Linked DNA regions of Homo sapiens: region 1 is linked to region 2. A link is an interaction called in ENCODE POLR2A ChIA-PET data of the cell type or tissue named here. Cell type or tissue: PC-9. All regions are shown on one strand.

Region 1 (4,000 bases), 570 kb after region 2:
ACTCACAGGGTGCTGAGTCTACTCTGCTGAACTGTGGCTGGCCCCAGGGGACCTGAGAAAAATGGGCAATTCAAAACATCTTTAGAGAAGGCCAAACAGCTAACAAGACAGGGCGATGGATGTGGTGGTGGGATTTGCATTCGGGGGCCCTGCCAAGTGGACCTCAGAACAGGAAACACGCTGGGCACGCACGGCCAGGAAAGATGAATTTGGGAGCGGGGGTTCAAGAAGCAGTATGGAAGGATGCCTCCACCCAGGTTTGGGGTGACTTCAAGGAGGAGAGTTTCGACTTTTTTCTTGTGTTTATTTATACCCAACCCTTTTCTGAAAAGGTGTTACAGTAGCTTTCAATAAAGGACATGCAAAAAGCTAGAAATAGAAAAGCAGGAACAGGGACGGTCTCCATCTGAAGCAGAGGACTGGAGCCCGAGCCTCACAGGGAAAGGCCTTGCTTCTCCCAGCCCCTGGGGAAGAGCTGGTGGGAAAAGCAGAGTGATCTCCAAGGAGAGGAAGAAGAGGAGGGACTCTGGCTGATGTGAACGCACATCGCACCAGAAGTCAAAAACCTAGATCTCCCTCTGGGTTCTTCCTCTCCTGAATTTTCTGAGCTAGGGTAACCACATCACCTTTCTGAGCCTCACTTTGCTCATCTGTGATATGAAAATAAAAATATTAGAGTCCTGGCTGGGTGCGGTGGCCCACGCCTGTAATTGCAACACTTTGGGAGGCTGAGGCGGGTGGATCACTTGAGGCCAGGAGTTTGAGACCAGCCTGGCCAACATGGTGAAGACCCACCTCTACTAAAAATACAGAAATTAGCTGGGTATGGTGGCACATGACTATAATCCCAGCTACTTGGGAGGCTGAGGCATGAGAATCACTTGAACCTGGGAGGTGGGGGTTTCAGTGAGCCAAGATTGTGTCATTGCAATCCAGCCTGGGTGACAGAGTGAGACCTTGTCTTAAAAAATAAATAAAAATAAGCTAAGTAAATTGGCTATGTTCTTTAACAATATATATGTCAAAGTCCTGATAACAGAGGACTCGGTTGCTGTAAGTTACCTGACCTACCTGTACAGTTTGCAATGGGACCTGCCCTTGGACAGGGCCACTTGGAGGACTTTCATGGTACATACACTGCATTACTGTGCCCCTGGGAATGAATGGTCACTAGAGGAGGGGAGAAAGAGGGAAGATGCAAGGAGGTGTGTTTTCGGTGCCTGCCAGCCTCCTGCCCCTCCTAAGTGGGTCCACCCACAAACTGCCTAGAAATGGCAGCCCCCAGGTAGCCTTGTTTCATGTCCATGACCCCTTCCTCCAGCCCAGCTGGTTGGATCAGGGTGGCATCTGACTCAAGGGCAGCCAACCCACAGGTTGCCCAATGATGTATGTGTGGCTAGACCTGAAATGGGGGCCTGTCCAATCAGCCCATTATCCTGAGCGGCTGAGTCAGTGAATGCTGGCAGCTGCTACCGGAAGGCCATGAAGGAGAGTTGAGCTGGAGAGGTCATGATGCCTGGAAAGCTGAAGTTATGAGGAAGCAGACACCATGACTCAGGAGAGGAACTGCATGGACAAAAAGCAGCAGATGCTGGGGAGTGACTGAGTCATGCCAGGGTGGTCATCTATTGCTGTTGTCAAAAACTACTCCCAACCGCAGGGGCTTAAAACAACTATTTTATTATATCCCATGACGATGGGTCAGGAATTTGGACAGAGCTTGGCCGAGCAATTCAGGTGGCAGTTAGGCTGGTCTGGAAGGTCTGAGGCAGCTGCACTCCCATATCTTCTGGTGCTTTGGTGGAGATGGCTGGAAGGCTGGACTCAGCTGGGATGGTCAGCCAGAGCCCCTCCAGCATGACGGTCTCAGAGCAACTCAGAGGACATCCTAGGTGGCAGTTCAGGGCTTCCAGAGAGAACGTTCCAAGAGGCCTGAGCTGAAGCTCCAAGGCATCTTCAACTCAGCATGTCACATTCTATTGCACAAACAAGGCACTAAGAGCAACCCAGATTCAAGAGGAAGGGAATTAGACTCTGCCTCTCTACAGGAAGGATAACATGGGATTTGCAGCCATCTTTATTCTACCACAGGTAGAATACAGAAGCACCAGAAGAATACAGAAGCACCAGAAACTTCTGTAGATGATGATCCTAGAGCTACCTTGAATCCAAAATGCCCATCTGGTTCAGGAAAACCATCCCTGTTGCAACTCCTGTTTGGATTTCTGAGTGCCCATCCCCCTCACTGTGTTTGTCCTCACAATAATGCACCTGTACTTGAGTGAGCTTGAGCGGATTTCTCTTCCTGTGCTCAGGGAGCCAACCTACAGCAGTGGTGAGTCCCTTAGACCCTTCCTCTTCCATTAGAAAAGAAAGGCCAGGTGTGCCAGCAAGAAGTTACCCAACATGAGAGCCAATAAAACTTAGGTGGTAGGGAGAGGGAGCCCTTGGTCTTGTAATCTGAGCTTCAGTTTCCCCATCTGGAACATGGAAGTGAAACTGCCCAATCGACCTACCTGAATCATTGTAACCAAGTAACCTGAAAGACACTTCCTGTCATTTGCCTGATATGATGTAGTCCATATCATGACATCCACACCCTTGATTTGGGGTCACTTTGCAAATGCTCATCACTGCCTATCCCCATGACCTTGGCAAGCCCATCTCACCTACAATATATGAGTAGATGTTTGAAATAAGTGACCTTTAAGGACCTCCTAGCTCTGAAATTCTAGAATTCTGAGAGGTCTGGGGTAAAGGGAAAGGTTGGCATAACTTGATCTTAGGGCAAGGATGCAGCTAGCTGGTGGTGAATAAGGGAGGCAGCCCCAAGTAGGGTGCAGGGTGGGGTCTGTAGGGCCAGAATAGAGATTAAGAGGGAAGGGACTCCAAGCGTGTAGGAGGGATGGTAGGGTTGGGTGCCGAGAAGGGAAAATGGCATTTCAACCACCATACCAACTTTAGTCCTCCTCCTTTGCCCTTACTCCCCTTCCTTGAGCCTTCTAAGTTTTTGGGCCCTGTTGGCCTTTGCATATTCTGTTCCCTCTGCTCAGAAGCCTCTCCCAATCCCAACAGGCTAACTCCAATCATTCTGTCTCTCCTAAATGTCTCTTAGAGAAGTCTTCCCCGAAGCCCCAACCCAAATAAGAACCCTCTTCATACCTTCTTTCATAGCACCAATTTCCCTTCCCAGCCCTCACTGTACACATCATTATATATGTCTTGGTGTCATTATTAGCTTACTGTCCATCTCTCCCATTAAACAGGGGCTTCCACAAAGGCAGTGTTTGGTTGGTATTTGCTGAATGAACAAATGCACACAAGTTCACTGGGAGCAGACCAGGATGCAGGTCCTCACTGTCCAGGCCACAGAGCAGGATCCCTGTCGACAGGTGCCAAAGAGAAGAAAGGCTGCCCCCAGGGAGCTGAGAGGAGCCCTCCAGTGCCCCGGCCCCGACCCTGGCCCACTCTGCCCTGCCAACACACACGGCTGACGCTGAGCGCTAGAACACTGCAGCTTTATTGATAGAACAACCGCGTCCGCAACTAGAGGTTACATTTGGGGGCTTGGAGGTGAAAGAGAGGCAAATGGGGAACAGAGGCTGGGGTGGAGACAGACAGCAAGGCAAAGGGGTGAGGATGGGGCTGTGTGACTAAAAAAACAACCCCAATCATTTCACCCATTAATAAGGGGGTCTCCTGTTGTGCTTTTACCTTGGTGGCGGGGTGGGCTGGGGTGGTCAGACATGTGGGCCTGGGCATGAGGAGTTTTGGCTTTTCTCCCAAGTCTTTGAGGTCTCAGGGCTGGTGCAGCCCCTTCCCTCCCTGACCCTTCTCCTGGGCTGGGGATAAAGGCCTTGGTGAGCTGGCTACTCTAGGGCAGGAAGAATGCATGGAGACCTAGAGGGCCACCAGAGTTGGGCTGAGATGGTGATTATGTGGGTGGCTGGGAGGATGGCGGGAGGGGGCCAGGAAGGAGGGCAGTCCTATCCTAGGAGGG
Region 2 (4,000 bases):
CGCAAAGCCTTTAGGACCTGTGCCTCCCGCACTCCCATCACCTCCCTCACCTAACATCCTGCCACTCCCCTGCACCCTCTCAGCTCCCTGATGCTCCTCAGAACACCTCCAAGTGCATTCCTGCCTCAGGGCCTTTGCACTTGCCGTTACTCCTGCCTGGCATATTTCCTCAGGTACCCACAGGGCTCCTCTCCTCAACTGTCATCTCAAAACAATCATAAGCAAACAGGATCTGCTTTGGGAAGGCCCTCCCTGATCAGCCCATCTGAAGAAGCGCCCTGGCCCCTCTCTCTTCCCTCACCCTGCGTCGTGCTCCCTTACTCTGCGATTATTCTCTGCCCTCTCTAGTAGTAGAAAGCCTCCACAGGACTGCACTCTGTCTGTCTCGTTCACTGCTGCAACCCTGGCACCTGTGTGCCGCCTGGCTCCCAGTTGGTGTTCCACTGTACATCTGCTGAATGTTGACTTGAATGGGAGATTGCACTGTCTGGGTATGTGCGTGTGGCTTCCCCTGCCTGGGTGATACCTTACTGTCTCTAAGGTCCCCAGCTCGCAGATACTGCCTGGCATTTAGTAAGTAGCCAGGTTGGATTCGCTGTACAAATGGACACATGAAGACAGGAAGGAACTCACAGCAGGGCAGGAGAGACCACTGCATGGGGGTCAGGAAACTGGAATTCCAGATAAACCCCTGCCACTCACCATCATTAGGCCTTGGGCAAGTCACTTCACCTCTTTGAACCTTAGTTTTTCACCCATAACATGGGCATGGTGACCCCTGTGCTGTTGGCCTCACAGGGCTGTTGTGAGGATTACATGACAAAGACAAAGCAAGGCACAGGGACAGCCCTGCTCAAGCTGCAGCTCTCCCATGAGGCTCCACCTGACACCTCACCTTGCCAGGCCAACCAATCCTTTCTCTGAGCCCCCGAGGAGCCCCTCCAGCGCCTCATAGATTGTGTGTGTGTGTGTGTGTGTGTGTGTGTGTGTGTGTGTGTGTGTGTGTGTGTCAGGGCCCTGCTGGTGCTTTTATGGAAGCTATATTTTTATGACTACCCTCCCCAAACTGTGCACCCCTTGAGATGGGGCCCTGCCCCACCATCTTTGCGTCCGTTGGTCTTACCCTGTGCCTGGCAGCTAGGAGTGCTCCTGGGACATCTGATGACTGGCCAAGTACATTTGTTGAAAGCTATGGATGTATGAGTATGATGTGAGTAACTACAGGTGGCGACTTTAGGCCTGCATAGATGGCTGGGGTGAGGCAATTCAGCAAGGGGCTATTTGGGTTCTGGGGCAGGAGGGCCAGGTGGGGCCTCAAGTGCCCCCCGGCCCCCCCGCCGAGAGGAAGGGAGGGGGGTGGTGCTGGACTGGCCAAGTTCACTGTAGGCCAAGGGCTGGACAGCTTCCTCCCCAGACATGGGCCACATCGGCCACATCTTCTGAGCTGCGGGGTGGAGGCCTGGCTGCCCACCTGCATTCCTTACTCTGCGTACCCATGATCTCATCCCGGCCCTCAGCCACCCACAGGGCAGGAGGCTTTGCCCCATTGTGCAGATGAGACAGCCATGCCCTGCCCTGGGATGGTCATTTGGCCTGGGCTCAGGGCACTCTAGTGGGCCCCAGGCTCCGGCGGGGTGAGTGGAATGTGGTCACGGAGGCCACCCCACGCTGTCTTGTTGGGTTTAATGAGCCCCATTGGTCTGTCCATACCCTGAATAAGCTCTGGTCTACCGACCCTCCTATGGGCTGCTGGGGCGGGGGAGGTCCCAGGGTTTTCCAGATTCAGCTGTCCTCCCTCTGCAGTCTCAGGGACCCAGACAGGGCTGGCTGACAAACAGGTCCTGCCCGGGATGGGCGTGGGGCTGAGCGAGCGAAACTCCTTTTAGGAAGGAAATCTCGGCCAGGTTGAGAAACCAGCATCTTGCCAAGGCCTAGGGGGTGGGGGAGCCCAGGTGAGCCGACTCAGTCCTCAGGAATGGGTGGGGTCTCCAGGAGAGGCGGGCACTTCCTCCGCCCCAGCCCAGGGTCCTGTTCAATCCTTATTGAGGAGTTTCCTGGCGACAGGCAGTGACCTGTCGGCTGCCTGTGTGGGAAGCCGCTTGGCGTGGCCCTCCCCATCTCATTAGTGGTGATTCACCTGGACTCACCTGGCTGTCAGGGACCTGTCCCACTGCCCGCTGGAACCAGCTCAGCAGGCACCCTCTGAGGGGCAGAGACCTCGTTCCCTCAGCTCCCCGTCCTCCATGGTGTCCAGGGCAGAGTGTACCAGGCACACAGTCAGAGCTCACAATTCATTCATTTGACTAACAAATATTTACTGAGCACCTACTGTATGCCAGACACTGGGCGAGGTGCTGGGGCTACAGAGTGAACCAGGCAGACCCAAATCCCTGCCCTCTTGGAACTCACATTCTTGTGGGAAAAGTCAGACAGTAAACAAATAAATAAGTGAATCACATAAGCTGCAGAAGATGGTGAGTGCTGTGGAGAAAAATAAAGGCAGGAAGAGTGTGAGATGGGGGCCATGCCTTTAAATAGGGTGTTCAGGGTGGGCCTTTCTGAGAATGTGGTATTTGAGCAAAATCTGATGAAGGTGGAGGTAAAGAAGGGAGCTGTGCAAATAAGGGAGAAATAAACTATACCAGGAAACAGCGAGTGCAAAGGCCCTGGGGTGGGAGTGGGAGTCAGGGTGGTTTCAGGAATAGCCAGGAGACACGTAGCTGAAGCAAGCTGGCAACAGGGCAGATAGCGGAAGACGGGGTCAGAGAGGTGGAGGTGGTGCAGACTTGTGGGGTCTTATAGGCCTTTGTAGGAACTTTGGCTTTTTCTCAGTTGATTTCTGTCAAAATGCTCCCAAATCCCCCAGTTGAACCTGAGACCAGCGCCTCAGTCTTCTTCCGCCCGGCTTGGAGCTTGCAGAGATAACTCAAGGGTCAGGGGTGTTTTCACTGGGAGGCTACCTTCTAGCAGGGTCTGGGTGGATAAGTTTGCTGGGCAGGGGTGAGGTGCCCGTGGAGCACATGTGAAGAGGAGGAAGACTGTTCAGGACACAAGTACTTGCTGCAGGGGGATTTGGTGGGAAGAGGAGCAGAAAGGAGCTAAGCTGAAAGAGAAAGGTGAGGCCCGTTCTGTAGGAGCCAGCCTCACGCAACTGTCCTTCCAGCCTCAGCTGGGATTGTGCCCCAGCTGACAGTCCATGCTCCAACATCTCTCTTTAGTCTGGGTCTTTGCACTGCTCTTCCTTCTGCCTGGAAATCCTCACTGTCCTTTGCCTGGTAAATTCCCATGCATCCTGGCGGTCTTGGCTTAGATATTACGAAGTGGTCCCTTAGGTCCCAGAGCAAGGGCTCCTCCCATGGGCCCAGCACGCCCCCCACTGAAGCATGTTTCACATCGTATCATAACTGCCCACCGTGGGGTCTTGCTTCTCTGTGAGACCATGGCCTCCACAAGGGCTTGGACCATGTTGGGGTTTGCCTAGAACAGAGGCTGCCACAGGTGCGAGCAAACACGCACTAGGATTTGGATCCCTCAGATGCTTCCAAGCAGAGTAACAAGATCAGACTCACATTTTAGAAAGATGACTCTGACTCCAGTGTCTATGTTGGGGAGTGGGCGGGGCTGGAGATGGGCAACAGCTTAGAGGCTATTGCAATAGTCCAAGCAGATGCAAGGAAGGATAGAACCAGCGAGTCAGCTGCTGGGAGCAAGAAGAGGAGCACGATCTGGGAGAGTTTTTGGAAGAGACATCAACAGGACCTGGTGACCACTGGCCCTGGGGATAGTGAGAAGGGAGTGGAGGGTGGGTCCAGCTTTCCCTCTGTTATTTTGTGTCCTTCCTCCTGTCTTGCCGGTGAACAGATCCGACTTCCTAAGGCACAATATAGTGCAGCGGTTATGAGCACAGGCTTTGGAGCCCAACTCTGGGTTCGGCTCTCCTCTCCACTACATACTTGCTGGGTAAGATTGGGACAGATTTACTCAACCTCTCTGTCCCTCA

What was found. Peaks named below come from ENCODE experiments on the same cell type or tissue, not always from the same donor. Only the 100,000 strongest peaks of a DNase experiment are listed, where the experiment ranks them.
Region 1: POLR2A ChIA-PET joins it to region 2 with 8 read pairs; 1 of 35 experiments calls an interaction of 5 or more read pairs at or near these places.

Annotation. Positions count from the first base shown.
Region 1 is chr6:37,629,015-37,633,014 of GRCh38, forward strand. It overlaps MDGA1 (MAM domain containing glycosylphosphatidylinositol anchor 1), which reads right to left. Exons shown (of 17, transcript NM_153487.4): 17 at 1,665-4,000. Among named protein-coding and RNA genes, the nearest start is that of MDGA1, 67 kb to the right of the region's middle. RefSeq lists an enhancer at 2,590-2,639. In PC-9, no CTCF peak of the experiment used is centred here; DNase peaks (open chromatin) are centred at 1,517 and 2,447; H3K27ac peaks cover 3,288 bases.
Region 2 is chr6:37,054,624-37,058,623 of GRCh38, forward strand. No RefSeq gene overlaps it. Among named protein-coding and RNA genes, the nearest start is that of FGD2, 51 kb to the left of the region's middle. RefSeq lists enhancers at 1,672-2,558, 2,606-3,107, 3,108-3,607. In PC-9, no CTCF peak of the experiment used is centred here; DNase peaks (open chromatin) are centred at 1,308, 2,168, 2,288 and 3,618; H3K4me3 peaks cover 1,220 bases; H3K27ac peaks cover 4,000 bases.